3 separate regions of the Mus musculus genome follow, and all the other regions are linked to region 3. A link is a loop called in an ENCODE intact Hi-C map of the cell type or tissue named here. Cell type or tissue: left cerebral cortex. All regions are shown on one strand. Links, peaks and the distances in the headings refer to the core of each region. The heading gives the core; the rest is flanking DNA.

Evidence for each region. Hi-C counts contacts between places; a loop is a spot of excess contacts. Peaks named below come from ENCODE experiments on the same cell type or tissue, not always from the same donor. Only the 100,000 strongest peaks of a DNase experiment are listed, where the experiment ranks them.
Region 1: a loop joins it to region 3, with 2.5 times the contacts of the local background. A loop is called at or near these places in 2 of 42 quality-filtered maps.
Region 2: a loop joins it to region 3, with 3.0 times the contacts of the local background. A loop is called at or near these places in 2 of 42 quality-filtered maps.

The regions. Positions count from the first base shown.
Region 1 is chr8:86,209,721-86,220,745 of GRCm38, reverse strand. It overlaps Gm33632 (a long non-coding RNA gene), which reads right to left. Exons shown (of 4, transcript XR_879042.2): 4 at 7,379-9,383. It overlaps Gm33577 (a long non-coding RNA gene), which reads left to right and starts at 9,535. Exons shown (of 4, transcript XR_879041.1): 1 at 9,535-9,780; 2 at 10,150-10,235. In left cerebral cortex, for the core only: no CTCF peak of the experiment used is centred there; DNase peaks (open chromatin) are centred at 6,148 and 7,862.
Region 2 is chr8:86,198,016-86,209,040 of GRCm38, reverse strand. It overlaps Gm33632 (a long non-coding RNA gene), which reads right to left. Exons shown (of 4, transcript XR_879042.2): 3 at 10,291-10,353. Gm33577 (a long non-coding RNA gene) reads left to right here. Exons shown (of 4, transcript XR_879041.1): 4 at 523-1,020. Among named protein-coding and RNA genes, the nearest start is that of Gm33577, 7.7 kb to the left of the region's middle. In left cerebral cortex, for the core only: a CTCF peak has its summit at 3,967; DNase peaks (open chromatin) are centred at 1,223, 5,900 and 7,030; H3K27ac peaks cover 1,882 bases.
Region 3 is chr8:86,265,115-86,276,139 of GRCm38, reverse strand. No RefSeq gene overlaps it. Among named protein-coding and RNA genes, the nearest start is that of Gm33687, 9.2 kb to the left of the region's middle. In left cerebral cortex, for the core only: no CTCF peak of the experiment used is centred there; DNase peaks (open chromatin) are centred at 2,151, 2,618, 4,149 and 4,380; H3K27ac peaks cover 1,537 bases.

The DNA of each region.
Region 1 (11,025 bases), core at 2,898-10,897, 57 kb after region 3:
TTCATTAGGTCCCATTTGTCAATTCTCGATCTTACAGCACAAGCCATTGCTGTTCTGTTCAGGAATTTTTCCCCTGTGCCCATATCTTCAAGGCTTTTCCCCACTTTCTCCTCTATAAGTTTCAGTGTCTCTGGTTTTATGTGAAGTTCCTTGATCCACTTAGATTTGACCTTAGTACAAGGAGATAAGTATGGATCGATTCGCATTCTTCTACATGATAACAACCAGTTGTGCCAGCACCAATTGTTGAAAATGCTGTCTTTCTTCCACTGGATGGTTTTGGCTCCCTTGTCGAAGATCAAGTGACCATAGGTGTGTGGGTTCATTTCTGGGTCTTCAATTCTGTTCCATTGGTCTACTTGTCTGTCTCTATACCAGTACCATGCAGTTTTTATCACAATTGCTCTGTAGTAAAGCTTTAGGTCAGGCATGGTGATTCTTTTATCCTTGAGAAGAGTTTTTGCTATCCTCGGTTTTTTGTTATTCCAGATGAATTTGCAAATTGCTCCTTCTAATTCGTTGAAGAATTGAGTTGGAATTTTAATGGGGATTGCATTGAATCTGTAGATTGCTTTTGGCAAGATAGCCATTTTTACAATGTTGGTCCTGCCAATCCATGAGCATGGGAGATCTTTCCATCTTCTGAGATCTTCTTTAATTTCTTTCTTCAGGGACTTGAAGTTTTTATCATACAGATCTTTCACTTCCTTCGTTAGAGTCACGCCGAGATATTTTATATTATTTGTGGCTATTGAGAAGGGTGTTGTTTCCCTAATTTCTTTCTCAGCCTGTTTATTCTTTGTGTAGAGAAAGGCCATTGACTTGTTTGAGTTAATTTTATATCCAGCTACTTCACCGAAGCTGTTTATCAGGTTTAGGAGTTCTCTGTTGGAATTTTTAGGGTCACTTATATATACTATCATATCATCTGCAAAAAGTGATATTTTGACTTCCTCTTTTCCAATTTGTATCCCCTTGATCTCCTTTTGTTGTCGAATTGCTCTGGCTAATACTTCAAGTACTATGTTGAAAAGGTAGGGAGAAAGTGGGCAGCCTTGTCTAGTCCCTGATTTTAGTGGGATTGCTTCCAGCTTCTCTCCATTTACTTTGATGTTGGCTACTGGTTTGCTGTAGATTGCTTTTATCATGTTTAGGTATTGGCCTTGAATTCCTGATCTTTCCAGAACTTTTATCATGAATGGGTGTTGGATCTTGTCAAATGCTTTTTCTGCATCTAACGAGATGATCATGTGGTTTTTGTCTTTGAGTTTGTTTATATAATGGATTACATTGATGGATTTTCGTATATTAAACCATCCCTGCATCCCTGGAATAAAACCTACTTGGTCAGGATGGATGATTGCTTTAATGTGTTCTTGGATTCGGTTAGCGAGAATTTTATTAAGAATTTTTGCATCGATGTTCATAAGAGAAATTGGTCTGAAGTTCTCTATCTTTGTTGGATCTTTCTGTGGTTTAGGTATCAGAGTAATAGTGGCTTCATAAAATGAGTTGGGTAGAATACCTTCTACTTCTATCTTGTGAAAAAGTTTGTGCAGAACTGGAGTTAGATCTTCTTTGAAGGTCTGATAGAACTCTGCACTAAACCCGTCTGGTCCTGGGCTTTTTTTGGCTGGGAGACTATTAATAACTGCTTCTATTTCTTTAGGGGATATGGGACTGTTTAGAAGGTCAACTTGATCCTGATTCAACTTTGGTACCTGGTATCTGTCCAGAAATTTGTCCATTTCGTCCAGGTTTTCCAGTTTTGTTGAGTATAGCCTTTTGTAGAAGGATCTGATGGTGTTTTGGATTTCTTCAGGATCTGTTGTTATGTCTCCCTTTTCATTTCTGATTTTGTTAATTAGGATTTTGTCCCTGTGCCCTTTAGTGAGTCTAGCTAAGGGTTTATCTATCTTGTTGATTTTCTCAAAGAACCAACTCCTCGTTTGGATAATTCTTTGAATAGTTCTTCTTGTTTCCACTTGGTTGATTTCACCCCTGAGTTTGATTATTTCCTGCCGTCTACTCCTCTTGGGTGAATTTGCTTCCTTTTTTTCTAGAGCTTTTAGATGTGTTGTCAAGCTGCTAGTATGTGCTCTCTCCCGTTTTTTCTTGAAGGCACTCATAGCTATGAGTTTCCCTCTTAGAAATGCTTTCATTGTGTCCCAAAGGTTTGGGTACGTTGTGGCTTCATTTTCATTAAACTCTAAAAAGTCTTTAATTTCTTTCTTTATTCCTTCCTTGACCAAGGTATCATTGAGAAGAGTGTTGTTCAGTTTCCATGTGAATGTTGGCTTTCTGTTATTTATTTTGTTATTGAAGATCAGCCTTAGTGCATGGTGATCTGATAGGATACATGGGACAATTTCAATATTTTTGAATCTGTTGAGGCCTGATTTGTGACCTATTATGTGGTCAATTTTGGAGAAGGTACCATGAGGTGCTGAGAAGAAGGTATATCCTTTTGTTTTAGGATAAAATGTTCTGTAGATATCTGTCAGATCCATTTGTTTCATCACTTCTGTTAGTTTCAGTGTGTCCCTGTTTAGTTTCTGTTTCCATGATCTGTCCATTGGTGAAAGTGGTGTGTTGAAGTCTCCCACTATTATTGTGTGAGGCGCAATGTGTGCTTTGAGCTTTACTAAAGTTTCTTTAGTGAATGTGGCTGCTCTTGTATTTGGAGCATAGATATTCAGAATTGAGAGTTCCTCTTGGAGGATTTTACCTTTGATGAGAATGAAGTGTCCCTCCTTGTCTTTTTTGATGACTTTGGGTTGGAAGTCAATCTTATCAGATATTAGGATGGCTACTCCTGCTTGTTTCTTCATACCATTTGCTTGGAAAATTGTTTTCCAGCCTTTCATTCTGAGGTAGTGTCTATCTTTTTCTCTGAGATGAGTTTCCTGTAAGCAGCAAAATGTTGGGTCTTGTTTGTGTAGCCAGTTTGTTAGTCTATGTCTTTTTATTGGCGAGTTGAGACCATTGATGTTAAGAGATATTAAGGAAAAGTAATTGTTGCTTCCTGTTATTTTAGTTGTTAAAGGTGGCATTCTGTTCTTGTGGCTGTCTTCTTTTAGGTTTGTTGAGGGATTACCTTCTTGTTTTTTCTAGGGCGTTGTTCCCGTTCTTGTATTGGTTTTTTTCTGTTATTATCCTTTGAAGGGCTGGATTCGTGGAGAGATAATGCGTGAATTTGGTTTTGTCGTGGAATACTTTGGTTTCTCCCTCTATGATAATTGAGAGTTTGGCTGGGTATAGTAGCCTGGGCTGCAGTTTGTGTTCTCTTAGTGTCTGTATAACATCTGTCCAGGCTCTTCTGGCTTTCATAGTCTCTGGTGAAAAATCTGGTGTAATTCTGATAGGCTTGCCTTTATATGTTACTTGACCTTTTTCCCTTACTGCTTTTAGTATTCTATCTTTATTTAGTGCATTTGATGTTCTGATTATTATGTGTCGGGAGGAATTTCTTTTCTGTTCCAGTCTATTTGGAGTTCTGTAGGCTTCTTGTATGTTCATATGCATCTCATTCTTTAGATTTGGGAAGTTTTCTTCAATAATTTTGTTGAAGATGTTTGCTGGACCTTTGAGTTGAAAATCTTCATTCTCATCCACTCCTATTATCCGTACGTTTGGTCTTCTTATTGTGTCCTGGATTTCCTGGATATTTTGAGTTAGGATCTTTTTGCATTTTCCATTTTCTTTGATTGTTGTGCGGATGTTCTCTATGGAATCTTCTGCACCTGAGATTCTCTCTTCCATCTCTTGTATTCTGTTGCTGATGCTCAAATCTATGGTTCCAGATTTCTTTCCTAGGGTTTCTATCTCTAGTGTTGCCTCGCTTTGAGTTTTCTTTATTGTGTCTACTTCCCTTTTTAGGTCTAGTATGGTTTTGTTCATTTCCATCACCTGTTTGTATGTTTTTTCCTCTTTTTCTGTAAGGACTTCTACCTGTTTGATTGTGTTTTCCTGTTTTTCTTTAAGGACTTGTAACTCTTTAGCAGTGTTCTCCTGTATTTCTTTAAGTGATTTATTAAAGTCCTTCTTGATGTCCTCTACCATCATCATGAGATATGCTTTTAAATCTAGGTCTAGGTTCTCAGGTGTGTTGGGGTTCCCTGGACTGGGCGAAGTGGGTGTGCTGGGTTCTGGTGATGGTGAGTGGTCTTGGTTCCTGTTAGTAAGATTCCTCCGTTTACCTTTCGCCATCTGGTAATCTCTGGAGTTAGTAGTTATAGTTGACTCTGTTTAGAGATTGTTCTTCTGGTGATTCTGTTACCGTCTATCAGCAGACCTGGGAGACAGATTCTCTCCTCTGAGTTTCAGTGCTCAGAGCACTCTCTGCTGGCAAGCTCTCTTACAGGGAAGGTGCGCAGATATCTTGTATTTGGACCTCCTCCTGGCCGAATAAGAAGGCCCAAAACAGGACCTTTCTCAGACACTGTGTTGCTTTGGCAGTTCCCAGGTGGTACAGACTCTCACCTAAGCAGACTAAATTCCTAAGTTCCTTGGAGTCCCGGGACCAAGATGGCGACCGCTGCTGCTGTGGCTTAGGCCGCCTCCCCAGCCGGGCGGGCACCTGTCCTCCGGTCCGGATGGTGGCTGGCTGTCCCCGGCCCACAAAGGGTGCTGCCTCAGCGCCTCTGTGCTTCCGCCTGTTCCAGAAGCTGTCAGGTTCTCTGGCGCACCCTCTCACCTGTTCAGACTAATTTCCTAAGTTCGGCGGGTCCCGGACCAAGATGGCGACCGCTCATCCTTTAACTTTTCAAACATGTTTTCAGATTTCTCTATTTATTTTATCCCCAGAGCATGTCTGTGAGGTACACAGGCAATTTGTCTAAGCCAACGTATTACAGATGAGGTATGCTAGATGCTGAGCTGTAAACACCATCTCTCAAGGCTTCACAGAGGCATGATGATTGGTTAGATGGTGGATGTAACCAATGAGGCTTAAATTTCAAACTGCAGCATACGCCATCACCCTCCTTGAATGGGGCTAGACCTTTCTCCCCCTTTCTCCTCTATATAAATGTAGATAATGTCTAACCTATCTTAAGAGATATATTTTTCCCAGGTAAATAAATATGGTGGGGGAATGAAAGTTTAACATAGCAAAGAATAATAAATGTGCATCATTTGGGAGACTGCAGAGGATCCATTGGCTCTCAGTCCAGGCAGGTTCTCCAGACCTGCAGCTCTCAATGGCAGAGCTGCCTGGCTGTAAACTTTAATGTTTACCTTTGGAAACCTGATCTTCACCAAGAATTTGAGAGAATTTAAGAAAGATGGCTTCTGAATTTGATGTCGCCATCTGAAAAAATATTTTAAAAAATTCAGAGAGTGAGGGTACTTATACAAATTGTACCTCCCTCTCAGTATCACACTCCTTTTAGGAAGCAGCAGATTCTCTTAGGAAGGCACTCAGTGCAAGCAAATGTTAAGGCAGACACGCACTGCTGTGCACATAAAGGGCTATACACCTAAATACCAGTCTTTCCCATCATCTTCTCAAAGCTACACCTCTGAGTTCTGTTTAGCAGGAAGAGCTCCCCGCCCCACCCCCCCAGCGATGGATGGCATTCATCTGTCCTGTCAGCACATCATGAGGTGTTTATAATGCCTGCTCCAAAACAGCACTGAAGTAATGAAGATAAATAGATGCCGATAGACAGATCTCTACCCACTGAGATCGAGCCATTAATTAGCACATGAATATTTAGAACTTGTTGACTTGCTTTTCGCTGCAGAAGGTGTCTGAGAAATTTTGTCATCAGTGCAAATAGGGGTCTGGTGTTTGAGAAACTGAAGAATCAGAGCGTTTAGAGTGGGCAGGTTCTAAGCTCTGCTGTTAACTGGAGTGGTTGGTTGTGTTTTGTAACAGGTCTCAAACTGTGTGGTTTGATTTGCTTACCTGAAAAGGGGTTCAAAGATCTGAGATTTGCAATTCAGTTGAAAAAAGTGGGGAGCTCCCAATTTACCCTTCAGCTTCACCTGCCTCAGAGTTGTAGGACCCCTTAGTCCAAAACGCCTGCGCTGTGCTAGGCAACTCTGTCTGAATTAGATTCAGCCACACAGGCTTTTACCACCCACCCTAGCTTCCTACCGTAGGATGTCCTCATTTGACCCCATTTTGAAACACCCTCACTGTACAATCTGAGATGGGAGATGGAGTCTGGCGGAGACTTTTCTCTTACTCAACAGATGGACTAGTCTGTGGTGCCACGTTCTGTCTCTCCTTTGACAGTGTCTGGGTGCTGCCATAACACCTTCTCAAGGAGGGCATAGCAAAATCCAGAATGGCCCACAGTCCGCGTTCTCCTTAAGGGCACCAGAGCACCGCTGTTTGCCAGAAGTGGAAAGCGGGTCTGAGATGAATGCTGTGGTTTCAGATCACCTCTCTGAGTTCCCAGCTGCCGCCACCACCCGTACACCCACCCAACCAGGAAGTCAGGAACAGGGATCCGAGGTTCGGGAGTCTTCCTGTACACTAGGATGAAAGGGGAGAGTGAGCGGGCAGGTATCCAGGTTCAATTGGGAGCAAGTACGGGGTGGTGGCCTTCTTCGGAAGTCTTAGTGTTTACGGCTCTTAGGCAAAGGCCTTCTCCGTGGTGATCTTTGATGAAGCAGCTCTCTGAGACTATCGTAGCTTGTTCATTTTTTTTTATTGGAGATGAATGTGAACACATATGCTTTATTCAGGGTGAACCGGGGATTATATAATTTTTGGAGATGTGTGTGAGAATATCCAGGAAGAGAAGGCCATTGGCTGAAGGCTAAGACTACTGAGATGCTCCATTAGCATGCAGAGGCATTCCAGGTGCTGTGCTATGTCACTGACTGCCTGTGGTCAAGTCATTTGGAGGCCATGGCTCTATGCTTCAAAGGAGGCACCAAGGCACCCCACTCTTGCTGTCTCAGATCTCTGAGATTCCCAGGGTTCAAGCACTCTCTACCTCATCAGTGAATGTGCCTGTCTGGAGGCACGGTCCGTGTGCCCGGCACGAGTCAAGCTAGCGTCTTTCTTTTTGACCTTGCAGAGCATGGTCCCATGAGAGCACAAGGAGTTGTTACACTTACAAATTGATGGCCTGTGGGCCTGGGTACCAGAGGTTTTCCACAGAGTTCTCTGGCCAGGCCTGGTGCGAGGGTTCCAGGGGAAGGAAGCAAGTGTAGGCATAGAGACAAAGTCTCCGCTGTGTCTTCCAGCTTGCTCAGTAACTCCAAGCAGCTCTGTATTGTGTTGGGTCAGGCTGGGCCAACAAGAAGCTAGTTAGTTATCCTGCAAGGAATGAGGCGGGACCTCAGGTGGCTCTTCGGGAGAGATCTCTTCCCAAGTGTTACAGCCCTTGGAACAAAAGACTCATAAGACTTCTAAGTAGTTTTCGCACACCTTTAATTCCCTGGATAGGATTTATATACAGTTTTGGGGGTGGTTCAGGGTTCAACAGCAGTTACCTCTCATCGGCTTGGACTGAGAGTTTGGGGGAAACCTTATTTGCATGTGGGAAGGCTTGGTGCTGCTCCTGTGTGACTGATAGCCACAAACCTCTCCTGTGGGGGCTGTGGGGTTGGTAACTTCAACAGGAGCCAGGGATCCAGGAGACATGGTCGAACACCTTACATCCCATGTAGGTGGAAATCACAACCCATTGGGTCTCCGAGTTTCCAGACCTATGCTCGACTGGAGACCAGGCTGTCTGTGTGCAGCCCACTGCCCCTCAGTGGCCAACTGATGCAGACAGCCCCTTCTTCTCCTACTCTCCTTATCCCCTGGGCTCTGTCTAATACAGACACAGCATATGAGATTGGCTTCCAGAGGACTTTGATTTCTGAGAAAATGAGCCACTGTACTGTGCTCATGAACCAAAGGAACAAATGCAAAATTTGGTGCTTAGTCCTATTCTCAACTTGTGACTGCTTCAGAAAATAGAGCATCATTTGGCATGTGTTTTATCAGTCTGTCTATCTATAGAAAGATACAATTCCCTTCAAAATGGTCTTAGAGGCAAAGGAGGCAAGGCATGGATCCCCCTTTCTAAGACTTCTGTCTGTATATGGGATATAGCCCATGTTCTCATTTCCCTGGCTAGCTGTTTGGCTTGAGTCATCACTGAGCAACAGTTTGACCTTCTAAGCCTCTGACTGTCCTCACTACCATTCTCTGCTGTTACTCATAGGATTTGATATCAGCTCTCCTCTGAACGCAAACTTGAAGATAATTCTTAAACATTTCTACAAGACCTCGCTACAGAATAAAGAGTCCTAGTTAATGAGAGGGAATATCAGTTTCACAAACAGAAATCTGAATTCTGAAATTCAACATAAAATATTCTCACTTGGTTTACTCTGAGTTATTTTCTTGGACCCCAAATCTTTTAAGCTTATGCAAAGTTGATTTGGAAGCTCTGGCCATTATCACTGGTCCAATGTTCTTCCCTCAGCCCTGGTCAGAAACCTTCCTCCCTATGTAGGTATAGGGTATAGGACCCAGGATAACCCAGTCTTATTATCTTTAACCTTCAAGACTATTGTGGGTGTTGAGAGGTACCTAGACCCAGGTTACAGAGTTTATGGGGTGTTGATGTTACTTTTGTCGTTGTTATCGTTGTTTGTTTGTTTGTTTGTTTGTTTGTTTTTCGAGACAGGCTTCTCTGTGTATCCCTGACTGTTCTGAGATCTTCCTGCCTCTGCCTCCTGAAAGTTGGGAGGGATTAAAGGTGTGCCACCACTGCCCAGCCATTTTTTTTCTTAAATGGAACCTGACATGGAAGACTTTCTTATTTCTTTACTAGAAGACAGAGAGATGGAATCACAGGGTTTCCATTAGGAAGGATCACAACATGCCATGTTGAGAAGGTACCCAAAAGAAGGGAGCCAAGACCAAAAAAGAAACAGAAGTGAGAAATGCCTGGAGACAATAGTGCCTTGCTACCATCAAATTTCTCCAGCCTCTGAATATTAATGTATCCTTGCAGTTCATCTTTATCTCAGGGATAGCCCAGTTGCTTACCAATAAATCCAATTCTTTGCTTAAAATGGCTGAAATTGAGTTTCTGTCACTTTTAATCAAAGAATTCAGGCAAATATAGGTGTCTATAAGGAGCAAAGCTTTTGCTCTGCCTTCATACACTTTGTTCTTCTCATCTCTTCTCTGTCCAGAAGAATGACTCTGCAGCAGAGGTGAAGCAGGACCTCACAATTACCCCGTGCACTCATTAGTTAAGTTGTACTTATGGAATGTATTTGGACTCTGATCTGTCCATCACTTCATCCTTCATGACATTTAGAGATTTTGTTTGGATGGTCTCACACGCCAGAACGCAAAGCTTCAGCTTAAACCAAGAGAAGTCAGTCCAACCAGTTTGCTCTGCTTGCTTTCATGTCTATAGCAGATAGAAGAAAAAACAAAGTGTTTCCATTTTGTTTTGTTTGATTCTGACTCAGTGTCAGGTGAGTAGAAAGCTTGGCTTTTCACCACCGACTCTCACGATCATTTATTTTCATAGAGTCCAGAGTCAGACAACTGAGTAATTATATAGCATGGAGTACCGAATTGCACTCGATAATTACATGGGAGCTTCAGTGTGGGGAATAAAGAGTTACCAAAATAACACATTGTTTCTGACAGAATGGGAGGAAAGTGTAGTTCTGATTCCAGCAGGAGCAGCTGCCTGCCATGAGCCTAAGGTCCAGCCTGCTACTGTGCGCACAGATGTGAAACAGCTCAAGACTCTAAGAAGCAGAGTCCTGTGGGTGGAACATGCCTTTCTCTGAGTAATAGTATGTGACTTCCTTATTTATTGTTATTATTACTATTACTGTTATTATTACTATTATTAGTTTAGTTTAGTTTTAATGTTGTTTACTCATTTGAGACATTTTATTTTGTTTTCTATTGTTATTTGGCTGGCTGGTTGCTTGGTTAATTGGTTAGCTGGTTGGGTTTCTGAGACAGGTCTCACTAGTTAGCCCAAACTGGCCTGGAACTCACTCAGTTTGGCCTCCAATTTGCTACAGTCCTCCTGCCTCTGCCTCCCAAGTGCCAAGATTGAAGAAATTAGTTCCTTTCTTACTTGAAATTTTTTTCTGTTACAAAAAAATGTGATTTGTATATGGCTGTCATTCTAACCTCTGACATGTTTTCTTCAGAGATACACAGGCCCTCATAACTACGTGTCCTGCTGTGTGTGGAGTGTGACTAGGTCCAAGATGAGTCAGTATTGGTCGCAATTCAGGTAAACCAACCCATTAATTTATGTGTTTTGTTTCAGGGATCTAATGAGTACACACACACAACTCACATATACACAGTTACACATACACACACACATACATACACAACCTGCACATAGTTTTACACACACACACACACACACACACGGTAGCATGATTATTTTCCCCTGGATATCTGAGAGCAGTCCCAGCCCTTTCTAACCTTGTATGTGATTAATCTACCCTGGGATAACACAACTATGGCTATGTATTAATCTTTCTTCTTGCAATCACCAGATGATGGATAACTGACTATGGATCAATTTTTATGTTTTTACAAGAAGGGGATATCTACAATACTGTAGTGTAGCCATCTACACCAAGCTGCAAGTTTCCTTTATTAGTGTGTCAATTCCACACATAGTACCAAAAGTAGACTTACAGAAAACTCTTCCAAAGATGATAGAGAATGTAGGTTAAAATAAATGGGTTATCTTAAGTTATGATTCTAGTCAGAGAGGAGCCTAGCTACACAGCCAAGGTATTTGTAAATAATTTTTAGTCTGAGTCTTGTTTCTGGAAGAATGAGGCTAGGAGAAAGAACTTGAACTAACTTCTACACTCTTCTGACCTCCATGAGAACTCAAACATACACACACATACCCACAAACATACGCATCATTTTAAAAAAGTAAATCTTAAAAACAAAACTTGATCATGCTATTTGTGATGGAGTTCTTTTTTTTTTCCAGAAGGATTCTTTAAAAACAAAAGTTAAGTACAAAATTTTATTAAAGCTGTGATGATAGATAT
Region 2 (11,025 bases), core at 339-8,338, 66 kb after region 3:
TGCAAGCGTGTTATCACTGTCAGATGAGCCCTATTTATACTCTCTCCAAACATCATGTGTCCTCCCATGGGTCTTGCCTCAGCAAAAACAAACAAACACACACATGAGTCTGCATCACATGACACATTCAGAAACATCTACTTCGGGCTTCTGCTTTGGGTATGACCTCATCCTCAGGGACAGTGGCCCTCATCTGGGGACTCTGTTTTATAGAGTCTGCGGGGCTCTACTATTCCTAGAATGCAAAGACTGGGACGATGACTTAGCTTTATGCTTTCAGCCTTCCCTGAGTAGTTAATATGCTTAAAAATGAAAATGCCAAAAATTTTGTCCTGCTTCAATTACCTCATGAACCTGCATGAAACAAACTGAAAACTTTTAACAACAGCAGTTTCTACCTGCTTGTTATAACAGAACTTAAATTGGTCAACTTTTGAGAGTTTAAACGGAATTTTTATCTGCTACTGTTAATGTAGCAGTTTGAATAAAAGTGGCCTCTTACACATATATTTGCACATTTAGTCTCCAGTTGATGAACTGCTGCCTGTGGAAGAGGAAATAAAACTCACAGCTACTGTTCCCAGAACGAGGCACTGTCTGCTTCCCACCACGATGATAATGGACCAACCCTCTAAAACTGTGAGCAAGCCTCCGGTTAAATGCTTTTCCTGTTAAGAGTTGCCTCAGTCATGGGGTCTCCTCACAGCAACAGAACAGAAACTAAGACAGATCATTTTTTTTCACCTATGTTTGGAACTTAGCTATTTAAGACACGATATATATGTTTTCATGTGTGTCCCCATCTGCTTGTGATGACGTCAATACATCTCCTATATCAGACTAGTAGATCACACCCCACGATGTCACCTTGTGGTTTTAAGACAGTTAATTTACATAATATACCAACTGGGTCTTGCAGATTCTTCTGCAGCCATGAACCTTTAACACTGTGGCAAAAATAAGTGGCTCTTTCTTTTTGGATTTCTTCCTGACCACCCCAGATTCTTACAAAAACAAATAAACAGACAAGACCTATCTAAAAAGGCAATCATACTTTTTGTTGTTTTCTTTCTGTTGCTGTTTGTTTGTTTTCTTAAATCTTAACCCCCACCATTCAAGTCTCCTTGTGTGCCCTACATTTGCCTCTCAGCAAAATAAGTCCCCCTTGGCTAAGCTAACTGTAGCGTTGGGTTCAGCATGCTGCCCCAGTTCCCAGCAAGCTTTTGGGCTTTTGTTCTCGCCAGGGAGAATAACTCTAGAACTGAGCAGCGCATGCTCATGCGGCTTCCCAGCCACGAAAAACTTAGCTCTAATTACTAAGGTGACTTCCATCTTCTGAGCTTCTAATTGTTACCCTCTTTTTATTCCTTTTAATTTGTTTCACAAATGTATTCCCTTTAATCAGATCAAATTAAATGCCCAAATTAAAAAAAAATAACTTGGCCTTGTAATGTGCCACCAAGTATCTTAAGTAAACTGCTTTAAAAAATAATGACCAGTAACTGACAATTTAAACTTCAATATTTTCTCCTAGATAGATCTGATTTGCAAGAGACAAAAATAAAATAGATGTATCTTACACCCAAGCTCTTCTTCAATACTAGCATAGCTGACCTTCTGGGTTTGGTAACTGTACTTAGAGGCTAATATTAATGAGGACATAGGGGGCTAAAAGACAGAAATACTTTTGCCCCTTGTCCCTAGCTCTGCTATGTCCTATGGGACTCGGGAATGATGAGAGACTCCCAAGTGGTCCTATAACTCCTCTGCTGAGTCACTTGTTCTAATGGCCAGGAAGATCATGTGTACATTCCACACAGAGGAGAGTCAACATAGAGAAAAATGTCTGCCATGCTCCCCAAAAAAGCCATATTTCCTCCATTATCCTAGTGTCTAATGTACATGCACTGGGAAACACAGTACTCCTAATATAAAGAATTAGAGAGAGAAAATAATATAGTTGTACTTGATAGTTATACTATGTGGAAAGAATCTATGCAAAGAAGAGAAAACGTGGTACTTTGCTTATTACTTGGAAGAAAATCTGTAAATATAAAGTTGCTATTGTGTTCTTAAGACATGATAACTATTCCATCTTTATTTATGAGGCCCCCCTCCCCCACTTTGTACCATCTTGAGGTTTGGAGTGTTTCTGCTCCAAAGCAAAGCTCCCTCCATGACCACCACTGATGTTACTACTGGTGCTAGGTAATGAGAGGTTATTGAAAGTTACAGGGCTGGGCTTGACTTGATCCTGGATTGCACAATCTCCTAGGTTTCTTGATGAATATGCTCTGTGCTTTTAAGAATGACAAAAATTCAATAAAGAAAGAATTATTGCACCAGTGATGCAAGAACTCCTAGGTCCAATCTCTAGCAACACACACACACACACACACACACACACACACACACACACACACACCTTTAAAGGAAGAAGCATTTTTGAAACTACAAGTATTTAAAAACCATGATGTTGTCCTACACAAATTCTGATTGAATAAATTTGAAGAAGTACATTTTGTTCTAACAAAGTACCTATTTATCTAAGCATTTTGTATTTTTTTAATGATAAAAGCTATCCCCTTCATGATGACACTTTTTCCTAGTAAGGTTAGACTATGTATTTGTTGTTTGTTTGTTTGTTTGTTTGTTTGTTTGTGGTTTGTGCGTGATAATGAATTTATGAACTCTATTGTTTTAGGGTTGATCAATTGCCCCAAACAAGTTACAAAATATGGTTCTTCTGTGAGGTTACAGCCTCATCAGCTTGGAAGTTATAAAAGATCGACCACTCTCCTCCTCTCCTCCTCTTCTCCAAAAATGACTTTCAGGACTGCAGCTTTTAGGGAGCAGTTGTAGTCAGAAAGTAGGGACCAGAAAGAGACATACCAAGACTAGTATATGAAAGAAGGTATTGAGGGCCAGGGAAATGGTTCAGTGAGTTTAAAATACTGCCAAGTCTGATCCACAAGGTGGAAGGAGAGATGTCCTGCAGTGTTTGATGTGGTATATGTGTGTGTGCGCACATGTGTGCATGTATACACATGCACACAAATGAAAGAATAAATGTGCAACCAATTGTTTTTAAAAAGAAAGAAGCTAGTTGTCAAAGAAAGACTAGAAATCTTTCTCCACCTGGACTACATGCAACAACAAAAAAAAAAAGAGCAGGTGGTGAAAACGTGCCATGTGCTGACATTCTGCCCAGGGTATTTTGTGTACATGTTCACAAACCCACTCCCCCATCCCACAAACCCACTCCCCAGCCCACAAGCCCACTCATCCATCCCACAAGCCCACTCCCCATCCCACAAGCCCACTCCCCATCCCACAAGCCCACTCCCCATCCCACAAGCCCACTCCCCATCCCACAAGCCCACTCCCCATCCCACAAGCCCACTCCCCAGCCCACAAGCCCACTCCCCAGCCCACAAGCCCACTCATCCAGCCCACAAGCCCACTCCCATTCCTGAAGTGCTTCTTCTCTTTCTTAATAGCCTGTTTCTATTTCTGTTTCTAGTCCTGTCCAATTCTTTGTCACGGGACATGGGGGGCTTAGAGATCTCAGTGAGTACCTTGAGACTCAGGTCTGTACCTCTATCACAGAGACACTCCAATCTGGGGCCATGGTAGATCTACATATAAGGTCTGTGGGGAGCCGTAACTCGATTGAAGCACAAGTTCAGGGAGAAGCTATGGGGCTTTCCAGCTCACCAACTATTGTTCTTCTGTAAGTTTAGAGCACACTTCTGAGAAATGCCGTGGTGCCTGGTAAATCACTAGCATTGGGGAAAAGGGAATAGTGGCTTCTACTAATTCTGTGAAGGAAATAGAAAAACACATTTCTAAGCAGAGAAGACAAAAAAAATGAGAAAAGTAGAGAAAAACCCAGAAGGGGACAATGTCTGATTCCCTCTTGTTTTATAGTGTGCATGTTCATATCAACCCAGGTTGAGAAGTGCCAGGACCACCCATAGGTGGAGCAGGTAGGCTTCCATGGTGTGATTTAACGTGCAGGAAGACTCCAGGCCCTAAAATAGTTCTTTTCCCTGGCTTGACAGGGCACATTAAGTAACGATTGCCTCAGGTTTCTCTATTTAAATGCAAATAACTCTGGCAAAGATAATAAGTTATGAGAGTCATTAAACATCAGTGTGATTAGCTTATTAGATTGTTTTCCTAGAAGACTCCTGAGGGAGCATTGTACAAAATGGTCATGGCTTAGGGATCTGTCCACAGCAAGTCCCTCCATCTCAACATGCCTCAACTCCCTCTACAGTATGGACTCCAGGATTTGTCCCGGCTAGTTCTCAGATGTGGTCGGAGTGAGCAGGAGGCTGTGACGCAACAGAGCATCTCAAGCATTGACTGTCACAAGCAGAAATGACAACACTGGTGGCCTGAGGGGAAACAGTAGGGGTTCATATTGAGGTCTTGATTCTCAGCCAGAAAAATAGGCAAGGACACGAGGGGAAAGGCAAAATTCCAGGGGCCAAAAATAAAAAGATACCCAACCTAAGCATTCATGCATGAAAGGTACATTAAACAACAGGATACCAGGCTTACCCATAAAATGAAAGAAAAAAAAGCTGTAAAATGATAATATCCAGAGTAGAAGAATACAGATGAAAGGGGGCTGCTAGTGGGAATACAAACTGTCTATTTAGCATCATGGATCAAAAGACCTTAAATGTGTGAGCCAGCAATTCTAACTCCAAGAATGGACTGGAATAAATAAAGGAGAATGTGTACCTGATTCAGCTGCAGGCATTCTCACCACAATATTGGTTTTAATCACAAAGACTCTAGAAATTATCTAAATGACCGACAGAAAATTCATCATAAATCATGGTACAAACCTTAAACTGTATCCTAGACCTGTTTTGAAATATATATATATGAGAAGTATATTTATTAACAGGAAAATATGCCTAATAATCTTTGGGACAAAAGGCTGTAAACACATGTATTATGCATTCATATTATGTATCTTCTTATCAAGAGGTGTTTGCAGAAACATGAATAGTAGCTATAAATATTGTGAACTCACAGAGTCATTTCTTTCCTTTCATTGTTTAACTTTGTTTGCATGTGTAAAAAACTTTCGCTAAGAGGCATTCAAGGAAAGGAGAAAAATTCTCATAAGAGGAAAGCCTTTTTTTTTTCTTCAGTTTGAGCCAAGAATTTTTTAATCTATAAAGTGAGGGGAGAGAGAACAGCTTCCTTATGTAGTCTGTGAAACTCTGAGGAAAAGGGATAAGAAATGCGTGAAAAGAGTTTTGAAGTCAATAAATCTCCCCGTGGCATCAAAGAAGAGGAAGGCTGTGGAACCGTTATTTCTGCTCAATTGCTTGTAAAAAGAAAAGAAGAAAAAGAAAAACCTGGTCTCAGCAATGGTAACAGCAGGTTGCTCAGTTGAATAGGAAAACTCATCTCAACAAAGCCAAATAGGAGGGAAGAGAGTTAAAAGCAGCTCTGAAGAAGTACATCAATTAACGCAAGGATGCATTTTGTTAAAGTGACTGGAGAGTGAGTCCAGGCAGTTACTTCCGTGAGTACCTGCTCCTTCTAGCTGCGGTGGGTTCGAGTAGGCAGCCTGTACTGACACTGCGCATTGCGCATGAGCTTGGGGCGCAGGGGGCACAGGAGGCTGAGCCACTAGTGGGAGTAGCTGCATGTAGCAACTCATATTTTCAACAGTAGTGAGGAGATCTTTCTTCCTGATTTTGCTAGCTCCTCACCACAATCAGTCCATTGCTTCATAAGTGCATGACCCAAACAGAGTCCTGCAGTACAGCACAGCCACGAGGATTGGCAGAGCAGCTTACTGAGCCCTCTCCTCCAAGCACCCTTGCTGAGAGCAGACACAGCATCTCAGCCCTCAGACACAGCTCCAGCAAAGGGTGAGAAGCAGGAGCGAAGGGACGAGGTAATTTGCCTCCAGAGCTGTTCCCTAGCCTGAGTTCCCTCCTCTTCACCCTGTTTTCACAAAGACTAAGACCTTTCTCCTTTGACAACACCCACTTTACAATCGTTAGTGGATACAATGGTATAGAACCAGAGTGCAGCATAGGAAGTGGCTAAGGCAGACAAAACACCTCCACTCCACCAGTGGAGTTAACATCCTAGTAGAAGAGACAATGAACAACAGAACAGCAATAAAATGTTGATGAAAGTAGAGAGTGGAGTGTGATAGAGCCCTTGACTTTGGTGACTATCTGCCTGGGTGCTGGTAAGCCCTGGGGCACGGTGTAAGAACCTCAACTTATATAATGTGTAATGAGAAGCCAACTGGGGAATAATATGATCAAATGTGTGTGTGTGTGTGTGTGTGTGTGTGTGTGTGTGATCATGTTACACATATATGTATATATGCATATATGTGTGCATATATATATCATATATGTCATATATAAGTATATATACAAATACATATATTTACATATTATTTCTGATCTGTTGACTGACCTACTTAGAAATTTACGTGAAACTCTTCAGGTTCTTCTTTTAAAATGCAAACATTTTCAACATCGGTAGCATCTTCATTGGAATGTGCTGATTATAACCTTTTCTCTCATTCCCTCTCAGTTGACAGTGAAAGTGCTGGGCATCTGCCCGGGGCTCTGAACCCAGGCAGAAGCATTTTACACAGCAGGAACACATGGGTGCTCAAGGGCGAATAAAGTTTCCAAGGTCAGTGATGGAAAAGAGTGAGGAGAGAGTGTCAGCCATGGAGCCAAGCGCTGCTAAATTCAGACTCTGAGACCTTACTCCCTGCCTGCTAATAGTGCAGTCTTGGCCAGCTTCCATTCTTAGAAGTTGGTAATAAAAGAACATGAAACAAGCATTCCCATAGTTGGAAATTATTGAAATGTATCTAAGTCATGCCTGTGAGTTCCTGCTGCACCATGCTGTAGGAGCACGCTGGGACTTAATTCAGGATCGTAACACTGAGTCTGCCCATCTAGGTGTTCCAGCTTTGAGGATGAGTCAGAGAGCAGTAACGTCCACAGGCTGCTTCTGGGGGCAGGGTTTCACTTTCTCCGAAAGTGATGAGATTTTGGAAACAGACTTTGGCAAAGAAATGTTCTTCTGCTAAATATAACAGGGAGGGTAGACATCCTACTCCACCCCAGTCTCTAAGCACTTTTAAATGTCTGTGTGACTCTCTACCAAAATGAAAAAAAAATGTGGCTTTTTGGTAAAATCTTATGCTGTTTTAGTTGGCAAGGTGAGCTGGAATCCACATCTAATTCTTAGAGGACTTGGCAAAATGGCAACTATTCTGCAGTTTGGAAGAGATCTAAGGTTGCCCTCCTTGACTTAGAGCACAGCATATTGTATATAGCTGCTTAGAGGGCAGTCAGGACTTCTAACAGTCAGTCTTGACTTGATTACAGTGTCTGCCTGAGGAGTGAATCCATAAACTTAACAAACCAAATCCATAAAATAATGAGTTGAGGAACCTGGAAAACGTTCTACAATGTGAAGAGGAGTGTGTGTAAAGACATAGAAGGTGAAGAAAATGCTAGAGAGTGAAAGAAAGATGAAATTTCAAGACCTGTAAGTCATATAAAGTACTCAGAAATTGCTGGTTGTTTGTGAGCCTAGAGGCTGCTTGGGGCTGAGAAAAAAGAAAAACAAACCCAGGTATGCCCCGTAGTTAAAACATTCCTGGGAACAGCTTAACCTTAAAGATAAAGAGGAATGTGAGGACATAACAGGGCTATCTGAACTGAGTCAACAACTCACAGAACTCTGACACCCTGCATGTACATGTAATTTTTCTGCTGATGTTTGAATAACCCAATAGTGTGTTGCTATGCTGAGTTCCACACCCCTAAGTCCCTTACCCCATAAAAACCCCTAGCTTTCGAGTCTCGTGGCTGACATCCGTTATCTCCTGTGTGGGATGCATGTCGTGATTCTTTGGGTGCCCGCCGAATCGAGAATTGAGTGGGGGTTTCCCCACTAGGTTCTATCAAGAGAAGGTGTTGTGTTGGGACCAAGAGGCAAGGTCCCTGAATGTGCTGGAGACAATAGACCAGCATGAGACTCTAAAGAGGAGAGAAAGTTAGGAAGCCCTCACCTTCTAATGAAGCTTCACCACCCTTTCTGTAGGTTATGCTCACCCCCCAGTGGGGCACCACAGACACACACCTCTTCAAAGCAAGGCAGGGGGTTGCCAGGAAGGAACCACTGGGGACAAACTCCTCAGTGTTGTACACTTGACCCTTTCAGCCTTCACTGTCTCAAATGAGCAACTACGACCCTGGCCTATGGGGCTGGAGAGATGTGTCAGAAGTTAAGAATACTTGTGCCTACAGAGGACCTGGACTGGGTTCCCAGCAACAACATGGTGGCTCACAGCCATCTTAACTCCAGTTCCAGGGAATCCAATACCTTCTAAACTCCTTGGGCACCAAGAACATATATAGCATATAATATATGTAGAATTAGTATATAGTATTAGAATTTGTATTCTAATATAGCATATTAGAATATAGTATTATAGTATAATATATACATGAAGACAACACACACACACACACATATATATGGTAAATAAATCTTTAAAATATATCTCCAGCATACTTAACCTGCTTCTCCCAAACTGCAGCTTCTCACTGATCTGAAATAAACAGATTTTATCTCCCCAGCTCAACTAAGAATAGAAACACTTCTTGACAGTCATTTTTCTCTAAAGGTTGTGATATATCTTAGACATAGTTTTGGTTTTACTCAGTTTCAGTATGTAACTTAGGCTGGTTCAAGACCTTCCTACATCTGTTTGCTGAGTGCTGGAGTTACATGTCTGTGTGCATCACCACAGTGTCACTGAGAGTTCAAATGTTCATTTAAAAAAGTAATTGTATGTGTGATGAAGCTGAGCATATGAAGGAGGATCAGACATACCACGGCACAGGTGTGGAGGTCAGAGGACCACTCTGGGGGGTGGGGGGTGGAGTTGATTCTTTCCTTCTGCTCTGTAGAACTCAGGTGTCTCAACTTCCAGGACAATTTTTGTACCTGCTGAACCAATTTAGTGGTTCTCAAATGTTCTTTGAAGTCGGCTAAGGGCCGGCAAGATGGCTCAGGATAAGAGGCCTGGTAGGCTGAGTTTGACCCATGGAACAGACATACAGGTGGGAAAGCGGAACTGACACCACAAAACTGTCCTGTAACCTACACATATGTGTGCAGCTCTGCACATGTGCCCGTACACACCAGAATAATACTTCTCAGAAAGGACTGCCTGCCTTGTAATAATGGGATACTTTATTAAGACACCCAAATATACATGTGGCACCCTGGAAACTGCTATCAGCTTCCAAACTATTACTCAAGTCACAAATAAAAAGCGGAAGATGATTGGCCACCAACAAAAGTTCAGATCAGTGGATGGATTTTCACAGGTCTGTGGAGTTCACTGTGGTGGCTGTGTGCAACAGTATCTTCCTGACTAGAAAAAAGCACTGGGCTAGAAACATAGGCAGGCATGGGGACATCACTCATCTGTCTCAGTTCTCTGGAAACACTCTGGAATGGAGATGTACACCCAGGAACTGCTGAGAGATTAGGGTAGGAATACATACCTGCTTGAGAGAGGAGCTGGAAATGGGCAGGGGACAAAGCTAAGTGTTATTGCAGATACAAGAAAAGAAAAGAAAGGAAAAGAAAAGAAGGGAAAAGAAAAGAAAAGAAAAGAAAAGAAAAGAAAAGAAAAGAAAAGAAAAGAAAAGAAAAGAAAAGAAAAACGGGCCCAGTTGACTCATGTGGTACTCTGGATGTTGGACAGGGCATTAGTTGTCCAACCTAAAGATAATGGGGCCAGACTAGTTTTTCCCCTCATTGGCAAATCACTGGATAGGGAATTTTCTTGAGAAGAGGTGTGGACTTAAAGAGGTGGCTTCCTTGGGCTGAGAGAAATTCCTTAGCGGGAGCCATGGGTAGATTCATTTCCTACAGAATGCATACCTCAGTCCTACAGCAGGTCTGGATTACAAACAGCAACATATGTGACTTAAGGCCAGTGGTTACACTCGTTGGTCCAACATGGGAGCCAAGCTTCTCAAGAGGACCCTTGGGTTCTTGAAGCTCCTGTGCCTTTGGGTTCACTTCTCTCTTCTGCCAGTCATCTCTAGTCACTGGTTCCACCTGTTGCCTAACATGAAAACCTTACACTTCTGTCCACACTGTCTCAATTTTCCATTGAGGAGGGAAAGGTCTCCTGTGCTGGGACACATTTGGTCTCTACCTCACCAATAATGCCGGGGTGCTCCTGACCTGCACTCAGCCTGGAATCTTCAAAGATGAACGGGACACCAGTTCTTCTGAGGAATTCCAAGTCTATAAGATGAAATAGTAAAAACACATCTCAAAACAATAACAAGACCAATGGCGAGTATCAGGACTACAGCTCTCTCACCCTCAGCCTCCAGATCTTCTTTTGTTTTTTTTGAGATTATATCATTTTGTTCCTTCTCTAGAGAAGAGTATGTCTCCCTCTCTCAGCATTCCTCAGTTGCCTGCAGTTATTTTTCTAAGGTTGAGGCCTGATAGGATATCCCATTCACTTCAGGATTTCTATTGTCATCCTTGCTCAGCTCAAGTTTGGGTGACATGCCTATGAAACTCTATGGGTGTAGCTTCTGACATTACTAGCATACACAGTCTCACAAAACTCTGGCTCTTACAACCTTCCAGCCACCTCTTCCGAAATGTTTTCTGAGTCCAAGGTTCAGAGCAGTTTTGGAGATGTATCTGTAAGGACTGGGCTCTGCAACTTTGCATTTTGATTGGTTATGCTACTGTGTATTGAACGGTCTTTGTTTGTTGCAAAGAGAAGTTTCATGAATGTGGGATAAGAGCTACACTTGTCTGCTGGTATAAGAACAAATATTTAGAGTGTAGTTAGGGACTCTACTTGTTTAGTAAAGTAGCAGTTGTGGGCTCTCCTCCAAAATCCATGACAACATTAGCCCTGGGTAGTTGGCTAAGCTTTCAGTATGAAGCATGGTT
Region 3 (11,025 bases), core at 1,272-9,271:
CTCCAATACCCAGGGAACACTCAATTCCTATTTACTGGAGGAATTATTATTAATACACTTGCTTACAGGGCTTGGTTAGGATTTACAGATGAGCCAAAGGAGTGCCTTTGGGAATGAGGTGGAGGAAAGGGGTGGACAGGTCTGCGGACTGGGTAGAGTCAGGGAAGAGCTGACAGACAGGAGCTATTTATGCCTCTCATCTCTCTGACTCATCCTCAGCCACTGTGAGCAGGAACCGCCAGCCCTGCTCTGCTCCAAGCCCACAGGAACCACAAGCCCTGCTCTACTCTCTAGCCCCCACGCATCTCTGATCAGTTAAAATTAAAACCCACACTGGGTCTGGTATAGACGCAGCCACCTGTAACCTCAGCTCTTGGGAAGCAAAGGCAAAAATAGCAGGAATTGGAGGCCAGCCTGGACTACTGAGGAAGTTCTAAGCCAGTCTGGGTTGTTGATGGGATTCTAAGTTAGCCTATGTTAGAGTGAAACTCTCTCAAAAGCAAAAGAGTAAAATAATAAAAACATAAAATAAAAAAGAAGTAATCACCATTGTAAATACTAGGCAAGATTCTCTTATTAGTTAACTTTCCTAAAGGTGAGGAAACTGAGGCACAGATGCTGTTCTTAAAAAACAAAATCCCCACCAAACCCAGACACTATTGTGGATGCCAACAAGTGCTTGCTGACAGGAGCCTGATATGGCTCTCTCCTGAGAGGCTCTGCCAGTGCCTGACAAATACAGAGGTGGATGCTTGCAGCCAATCATTGGACTGAGCACAGGGTCCCCAATGGAGGAACTAGAAAAGGACCCAAAGGAGCTGAAGGGGTTTGCAGCCCCATAGGAGGGACAACAATATGAACCAACTAGTACCCCCAGGGCTCCCAAGGAGTAAACCACCAACCAAAAGTACACATGGAGGGACCCATGGCTCCAGCTGCCTATGTAGCAGAGGTTGGGCTTGTTGGACATCAGTGGGAGAAGAGGCCCTTGGTCCTGAGAAGGCTCTATTCCCCAGTGTAGGGGGATGGCAGGACAGGGAAGTGAGAGTGGGTGGGTTGGTGAACAGGGGGAGGTGGGATGGGATAGGGGGTTTTCAGAGGGGAAACTAGGAGAGGGGATTAAAATTTGAACTGTAAATAAAGAAAATAAAAAAATCATATGGCACAAGGCACATTGTTTTTAATTATGATTTCATTGCCTCTTATAAGTGAGACATGGGTTTACCGCATGCCGGGTCTTGTAGACTGAATATAAAATAAACTGCTTAATCCTCATTAAAAACAAACAAAACAAAACAAAACAAAAACAAAAACAAAAACAGAATCCCAAACGTTCGATTTATCAGTGAAGGCACAGAAGCCAGATGCTGTGGTGGAAGCCGGCTAGCTCACAGAGTCAGAGAAAGTACCCAGCTGACCTTCCCACTCCACTGGTGTCCCAGAAGGAAAAGCCCCTCCTCCTTCTGCACTCTGTCTTTATACCCTTCAACTCAGAGACTCTCCTTCTCTTTCCTGGGTTTTCTTATGCTCACTCCCTGACAATTGGTTGCTTAATCTGCCTCTTGGTCTATCGTTGACTTTATTGAGTTCTTGTTTACAGAAAGGTCTTGGATTAAAGCCATGTGCTAGGGCTGAGCCACACCACAACAAGGTTTATCCAGTTCACAATCTTGGGGTTCACACGGTGATCACATATCCTACATCACAAAGAGGAAGAATTAAGTGTTGAGTGACTGAGCTGGGATTAAACATTCATTGCTCACATGGAGTGGCTGAGCCATACAGAGCCACCAACAGGCATGGACTGAAGTAGCAAGAACAGAAGGCAAGGCTGAGAAGTTCCCCAGCAAACTGACCTTGTGGCTAAGTAAAGAAGTCTTTATTTTGCATGATGAGAATGGAGCTGATAACTCTGCATCTCACAGGTACCCTCAAAGGCTACATACACTAAGGCTTCCTCATGGCCAGCCGTTCCAAGTAGGCTGCCATCAGCCCTGCTCAGTTAGGCAATGGGAAGGGATTGGTGCATTCAGCACAAGCATCAGCTAAGACAGGCATAAAAACATAAAAAGGAGCCAAGCCAGGCCCCATCCGCACCAAGGAGAGCAGCTGAGTTCTGAAAGCAGGCTTATTAACTTTACCAGGCTCTGACGTTGCCATGGATACCACTAACCCAGTGTAGTATTACTTCTGCCTCTTGGTCCTAAAACTGCTTTGCTCTTCAGCCCTGAGTCATGCTGGCAGAGTGGGATTTTCTTCCCACTTCTCCAAATGGGCCCTTAAAGTACAAATGGCTTTTGAAGACTCAGAACCAGAGAGAACTCATCCTATTCCACACCATCGTTTCAAAAATTGGTTCCTTTCAAACACTATTGTACACCATACCAGCTGCATTTACATGAACGTGGACTTGTGTGAGTGAGCAAAACTGTGTTCTTAGAAAGTGCGTATCTGTGCTGTGAACACCACAGACCGTAGAAGTTAAAGGAAGGACATTAGTGAAGTACAAGTTCAGGTGTCTGTACTTATGTCTGTAATCAATAGTGGTCACGGAGCTCTTGAAAGGGATGTGTTAAGACTGTGGACAACCCAGTACAATGAAATCAACTTCATCCCCAAAATGATGCTCTTGAGAGTTAATGTTCTCAAAGCCTCAGCAAACAAGCAAAATTGCTTCTGACACTAACATTCCCAATAAGCACTTATCAGATGGATGAAAGTGTATTCATTTGTGCTGCACTTAATGTCTCACCCCCTCACCTCACTTGAGGCTCACAACTACATAAACCCAACAGGGCAATTGTTGCCTGTTCCATAATGAGTTATAGAAACACTGATCGCTTAAGAGTGCTGCTGGAGAAACTTGCTTGAAATGTGCACTTCCCAGTGGATCGATGGGTTGATCGATAGATGCTCCAAAGGCTGATGGCAGGAGGAAGAGTGAGCAACTGGAGCAGAATGTCAATGCCTGGACCTTGAAAATTCTCCCACTTCCCCAAATTCTGTATTTATCTTGAGTCCCTTAGCAATTCTCAGATCCTTAGACACTCACTATAAAGTGAAGGTGAGTTAACGTGAGTCAGAAAAAGAGTAACCGTGGCAGCTGCTCTGAGTGGAGAGCATCACCTTTGGCATGGTTATCTGTATTGTTCTCTCTTGGGATCCAGATAGTAGAGCCATTTTACATCCCCTGGGCCACAGAAGAGAGGCCAGGGAAGTTGCAGGTGTGCTTTATGTTTCTTCCCTGGGTTAAAGCAAACCTCAGAGCAGATGGGGAGGGTGTGTCATCTGAGCTGTTGCATGACCTGCTGCTTACACCCAGGGAGTGAGCATCCTGTTCTATTCACAGCTAAAGGTCATTCCAGCCCGAATTCTTGGGGTTCATTCAAGGTCACTCTCCTCAGGTTTTCTCTCATATGCAAAGTAGACTCAAAAAAAAAATCCTATTTTTCCCTCTTCTCTTTCTGATGCTCAGTCAACACCTGCCATTGGCAATGATTGCTTTTGCCAGGGAGAGAGAGAGAGAGAGAGCCTTTAAGGACCCTACAACTCTTGGGAAATTTCTCCAGGACACAAGTCATAATGAAAACCAAACAGAAGAGACCATGGAAGGGAGGAAAATAACTATCAGCAGCCTGAATCAAAGCTGCCTCCAACCTCATATGTGCCGCTCCCTCAACCCTGTGCTCTTCCCATCCACAGACGCATGAAGTCTGGGCTTTGCAGCGATGTGCGGGGCCAAGTATCTGCACTAGAGACCATGGATTTGGATGGTTCATGCTGTACAGCCAGGTGCATTCTAACACAAGTTCTCTGGAGGGATCTTGACTCTAAAGCTGCAAAGCACTAAGCCCTTCAGAACAGCAGCCATAAGTACATAAATGAATCAATACTCAAGCATTCTGTATGTCCAGGAATATTTACTACAGGAACATACTGGCTGGGGCTCAATTCTTGGACTCCTAACTGTGCTAGTCAATATCACTCGTCAATTAGAAACTAAAAGGATTTTATCACTCCACAGCACCCTGGACTCCTGGCTCACGAAATAGATTTCAAGTCAGTGTGAATAGCTTGCTTCAACCGGCAGCTGTGTTGCTGAAAAGATTCTTATAAATCAAATCCTCTTAAAATGCACAGAACTTTCTATTCAACGGGAACGCTGTGATCAATCCTTTTGTAGAGTGAAGAATCTTCCTATGCCATCTAAAATGGCACTACCACCTGTCCCCATCTGTATCTCTCTCTCCTCATTGCCCACTCCTGCCTGTCACCCTCCCCTATTCTTCTGTGAGGTCAGCTTTAGGCATACACAGCAGTTTTTAAAGTGTTCACATCTTTGTGGCTGGGAAGCAAACCAAAGGCCCATCTTTTAAAACACGTGTCTTACAAACACCCTGGGAGAGAGGTGCACAGAAGACACATCGCTGGCTTCCAGAACCCACAATATACAATCACCATAAGTGCTGATGAGCTTGGCTGCGAAAGGAACTCGCTGTTGTGCTCCGAGGGATCGGCTCATCATCTCTCACTTGCAACAAACCACAGACAGCATCTTGGAAGACAGGTGGAGACATAGTTAGGGATATTTTTATTTCTTCTGCTCAACCTCCCCTACTCTTCTGAGTAGTGAAGACTGAAAGGGGTGAGGAATTATAGAAAATAACACTCTCTAAACATCTTTATACTTTAAAAAGTACTTATTTAATTGTATGCATATTATATTATATTATATTATATTATATTATATTATATTATATTATATTATATCATGTGCTTGTATGAGCACATAGAGACCAGAAGAACCATCAGATCTCCTGGAACTGGTGATACACAGGGTTGTGAGCCAGCATGTGGGTTGTCCGCAAGAGCAGTAAGCATTCCATATCACTGAACCACCACTCCCATCCTAGAATTACACTTTTGCTCTCAAAGATGAAGTCAAAGACTGGCCCAGTATTTCTCCATCTTTGGCCACTTGGGATTTTGCCATGCTCATATACAACCTGAAATGATATTTAATTAACTTTAATTAAACTCACTGGTTTTCACTTTGCCTCATGAAAAGGAATGAGGCCAGAGGACACTGAGGACTTGAAACATAGTTGCATTCAGTGAGGGCTTGAAACATAGTTGCAGATCCTGAGGACTTGAAACATAGTTGCAGATACTGCGGGCTTGAAACACAGCTGGACTTTTTTTGGAGCAGAATATACCTTTAGTGGATGAATTCTAGATACTACCTAGGGTCATCCTACTGATGAACATATCACAAGTTGGCCTCCCTAGAACTGACTGAGGTATGATGGTCTCAGTCAGCATACCTGTCCTTCGTTTACCCAGCAGTCATTACAGGTGCTATTTGTGGTGGTTTAAATAAGAATGTCTGCTTTAGGCTCATATATTTGAATGCTTGGTCCCTAATTAGTAGAGCCATTTAGGAATGATTCGAGGTGTGTTGGAGGAGGTGTGCCCTTGTTGGAGGATTAGTTCACTGTGGGTGGGCTTTCAACAGCCCATGCCAGGCCCAGTGTTTCACTCTCTATCTGTTGCCTACAGTAAGCTCTCAGCTATGACACTGGCACCATGCCTCTCTGTTTCCTGCTATGATGATCATGGACTAACCTTCTAAAATTGTAAGCAATCTCCCATTTATATGTTTTTTTTTATATAAGAGTTACCTTGGCCATGGTGTCTCTTTACAGCAATACAATAGTAACTAAGACAGAAGTTGGTACTAGAAACTGGGGTATTGCTGTGACAGGCCTGACCATGCTGTTCTTTGGAAAGCTATGAAAGGGCTAGGCGTTTTGGACTAGAAAAATAGTTGAACACTTTAAGTGAGCTTAGTGAGGCACTCTAGTAGGAGCATAGAATACTATAATAATAAAGGCAATGTGAACTGTGAAAACCTGGCTCAATACATTTCACAGGGGAAGAATATTAGCAAGTGGCTTTTAGACTATTTTTGTGGTGTTTGTACAAAGACTGTGGCTGCAACTTGCCCTTGTCCTAAGAAACTGCCTGAGCGTAAACAGAAGACTTTTGGATTGATGGCATTGGCAGAGGAGATTTTAAGATTGCCTATTATTGACTGTGTCACATGGTTATTAGTGATCACTCTTATGCAGATCTACAATGTAAAGGAGCAGGTCGGGCAAAGGGAAATATAAACTGTACAGTGAGAGGAGAAAAGGAACACCAGGAGAGGCAGTGCTGGAGCCAAGTCGTGTGCTCAAGAAGATTAGAAGTTTAAAGGAAAAGCTGAGTCAAAATGCAGTAAAGGGAGTGGTGCCCTCAGGGTAAGACTCCAACCAGCTAAGCTTCCAACTTGTGAAAAGGAATTAAAGGAAAGCTTAAGCAGCAAAGGAAACCATCAACAACAGAAAACTTCTGGGTGATAACAGGTTATGCACCCATCCCTTTGAAGGAACAGACCTGTGTGTTTAACATTCCTGGTTCCTCTAGTGCTTATCTGAGAGCACAGAACCTCCACGTCTCCCACAGAGACAAGAAGAATGCATAATTAAGTAGTTCTAGACAAGTATGGCCCAGTTATTGTGTCAGCTTTAGCACCACAAGATATCTAACACATCATTAATCTGTTAATCCCTCGTCTCTACAAAATGAGCTGCCCCAGGGTGTGGCCTCATCATCACAGGTCACTGTGCTCATCCTGAGGATGGTGTGTCCTGTAGGACTTGCCCTTCCTGGAATCCAAGGTACCAGCAAATTTGAGGCAATGTTCATTGCTGAACCCTCAGCCTTAGAAGGGGATTGTACCTTCTTTAAGGCAAATTCATAGAAAGGAAACTGGGGTAGAATCACCCTCCAGAACAGCTTTGCTTGGAGAGTTATAGGCATCGTGAGACCCTGCGGTAGGAGAGCCTGCGACTGTGGATAGCATGATAAAGGTCCCGAGGGGGGAAGAAACCTCGTTTTTGGAATATTATGATAGTTATAGCATCATATCATAAATAGAATGTTGGAGCCCTTAAGGGAGAGACAGACTCTTCAATTCCCATAATATTTGGGGATTTATAGCATTGTGTCATGGGCTGCATGAAGAGTTTGAAGAAAGAGAGAGAGCACCTTCAACTCTGTAAGGAAATTTCTGTAAGGGTTTTGTTGTTTTTCCAGGTGTGTGTGTGTGTGTGTGTGTGTGTGTGTGTGTGTGTGTGTGTGTTTCCATAGAATGTGACCTCACCTATGTGCTACAAGTCATGAGGTCCTGATAAAAGTAACTATATATAACCCAAAGCTGTGTTGGTAACAGGGAAGGGAGATGACCTTTATTGCTATGAGAGCTACAAGTCACGGCACACTTTCGTATCAACTCTGTTCAGGGAGGCAGGCTGCAAAGGAATGGTTTGTAGCCCAGTTCTGGGAGGGAGAGTAGCAGCTAGAGGATCTATGATCAGATATGGATGAGTAAGTTAGGGAGATAGCCTCCAGTGATTGACATGTCTGTGTAGAATCCAGCAGGAGTCTAACCAAAGGAAAGGAAACAGATACAAAATGAAGGCAGTGATGCCTGGCTTCCATCCTGCTTCTAAGTACTTTGTACACCAAGTGAGAAATTGATGCTTTTAAGCAAATGGGCTTCTAAGAGGTGGTCACAGTTGAGAGAGTGAAGGCAAGGTGTTTCAGAAGCATGCACAGTCATGTGCAGACATGGGGGTGTGTGGTAGAAAGCATGTGGGCAAGAGGAGGCAGTTTCAAAAACCAAACCATGGAGATCTTTGCTGTAGACTTGGCAATAATGTCCTCCAAGTTCACCCATAGTATAGCATGTAACAGGACATTCATTCTTCCTTTTGTAGCTTAATGACATCCATTATATGTAGTTACAGGTTGAGCTCTGCATTAACCCTCAAAGGCTCATATGTAGAAGCTTTAACTTTTATAGATAAGACTCTTGAACTCATAATTAAGGTGAGATAAGCTTTGGAAGATGGAGTCCTAACCCAACAGGAGGATAGTATCCCTGGAAGGGGCAACAACACAGAGGCACAGACACAAACAACCTGGTAGGGACACAGCAAAATGGCAGCACTCTGCAAGCTAAAGAGAGAGTACCCCAGGAGAAACCGGCCCTGCTTGTATTTTGAACCTGGATTTTCAGGCACAAGAATGCAAGCAAATAAGTTTCTATCATTTGAGCTGCCCGGTATGTACAGAGCACTAAGGGGTTGCACGTGGATCATCTGTTGTGAGACGGCCACTTCAGCTCTTACATATATGGTGGATAACGCTGCCACTGAACACCAGGGCAATGTGATCTCATCTCCTTGATGCGTCCCTTTCCATTCTTTTGGCTATGTAGTCAGAAGCAACTTTCTGAATCACGTGTTAATCCCATGCTTTAATTGTTTTAAGGAAACACCATTGTTTTCTAGGTTTCTAACATCCACACTATTTTATAATCCATACAGAATTCACAGGATTCTTATTTCCACACATCTTCAACAGCATTTTTTTCCAATAATTTTCTGTTTGTTTCTCAAATAGCTACACCAACAAATGTGTGGTAGGTTTCCTGAATTTGTGTAGACAAGTGTGATGTGTAGTATCTTTTTCATATGCTTGCTGGCCACACATGCGTTCAGAAACACAATGTCTATTTAAACTCTTACTGTTTTGAATTGTGTTATTTGCCTTTTTGTTGCTGAGTTTTAGAGGTTCTCTGTACTCTGCATATTAATCCATTATCAGGTATAAATTTGGAAAGGTTTCTTCCATCTCACTAGTTTGTGTTGACTTTTGATCATCTTTAAATGTTTTATGAAGTTCAATTTGACAACTGTCTGGGTCTTTGTTATAATACCCAAGAAAACACTCACTACCTTTCCCAATACCACAACATCTTGGCACTGAGTTTTCTTTTAAGGATTTACAATTTTAGGCCTTTCAAGCCTTTTATCCATTTATAGTTAATCTTGTTCATGGTGTTAAGCAAGAGTACAAGAAATAAATGCAGTTATCTATCATTCTTAATACCATTTGTTGCAAAAACTATCCTTTCTCTACAGAATATTCTTGTCACACTTACCAAAAATCACTTGACCACATATGTGAGAATTTCTAGAATTTCTATTTTTTCTGTTGGATTTTGTGCCAGTACTATACTGTTCTGACCATTGTAGTTTACAGTAAAGTTTGAGATCATAAAGTTTGGATCTTTGCACTGTGAGAAAGCCAGTGTCCCATCACTTTGGGAAAGTATTGGAGACAACTTCAAAGGAAGAAAGGTTGGGTTTATCAACTCATGGCCAAGTTATCATGCGGCTCCTGGGATAGTGATCAGGACAAGCATGACAGCTGGGAACCATGGGGTGAAGCACAGTGACATCATGTGGCAGTCAAGAGGGAAGGGAGGGGCTAGCGCTTGGTTGTACCCTCTAAAGACCTGCCCCCAGTGGCCTAATTCCTTCAGTCAGGCCTTGTCTACTATAATTTCCACCAACTACATAACAGCACCTACAGCTGAGTCCAAGCTTCAAAGATGGAAGCCATTAGAGAATCTTGAAATCTAGACTACTAAAAAAAAAAAAAAAAAAGAAAGAAAGAAAGAAAGAAAACAAAACAAAACAAAAAAACCTGTTAGCAAGACTCTTGGCTATTTAGAGTCTCTTAACACTTCATGTGAATTCAGGAATGAGTTTTTGCATTTTTACGTAAAATGTCTTGAGATTATTTTTTTAAAAAATAGAGGCTGCAATGAATAGGTTGTTGACATATTAATGTTAAATATTCTAATCCATGAACATGGGATGCATTTCTGCACAAACCTTTAATTCTTTCACTATGCTTCATTGCATTTCTAGCATTTTAGTCTTACCATGTTATATTCAGAATTTTCTTGTAATTTCCTTTTCCTATTATTTACTGGCAGTGCATAGAGATGCACTTGTCTTTCCTATATTACTCTGAGTACATTGCTAAATTTGCTTGCTAGTTTAAACGGATTTTCTGTGTGTAAGACCATGTCACCTGCAAGCAGAGTGAACTCTTATCCTTCTTTTCCATTTTCAATGCCCATCATCATCTCTGTGGCTGCCTAGGATCTGGGCTATAAGTCCCAGTGCTTTGAGAAGACATGGTGAGGATGGGGGCTCTTGCCTTTTTCCGATGGCCTTTCCTTGGTGCAGATGTTTACCATGCGACTTTATCAAGTTGGGTTAAGTTTCTTTCTGCTTTTAGTTATCTGAGTGTGAAGAGTTATTTTTACACATGTCTTTACATTCTAATCAAGCACTACAGGCAGATTTGTGCAGAAATGATGCCAGTTTCTGCACTTCCCCATCTACTTGCCTTTCCTGGAGACCGTTCTGCCTGGATGTGGCCTCACTTTGTTTTCTAGCATCCTTTGGTTTCAACTTAGAGGCTCCCATGGTCTTGTAGGGCAAGTCTATGGGAATATGCACCTCCCACCCTGTAGCTTTTGTTTATTGGGGAAGTCTTCGTTTTGAAGGGCAGCTTTGGCATATGCATTTTCCTTGCTGTTAGTCTGTTTCTTCCAACAGTTTGAATGTGTCATCCTACTCTCTCTGGGCACGTAGTGTCTCCTGGGCAATCTGTGGATGGAGAATCGTACCACACAACCTAGCATGTTGTAGGCTGCTATTCTTGTGTTGTTCTCAAGAGTATCCTTCCTTGTCATTTGATTTTTCTTAAATTACATGTGTGCGTGTGCGAGTGCATGTGTGCTCGTGCGTGCATGCATGGAGGTCAGAGGACATCAAATCCCATGAAGCTGAAGTTAGAGGTGGCTGTGAACTATGCAACATAGGTACTAGGAAAGGAACTTGGGTCTTCTGAAGAAGCAACGTGCCCTCTTAACCACTGAGCCATTTCTCCAGTCCCTCTCTTTGCCTTTTAATTCTGATAAGCTACTTGTGCTGTGTATGCCTTTTTAGGTTTATAATAGAGGGTTTTTTGTTTTTTTGTCTTTTGATTTGATATTTCCCTTAACCCTTCAATTTTTGGAATCAGATGTTACTCTTACAAACGATTCCCTGCCTT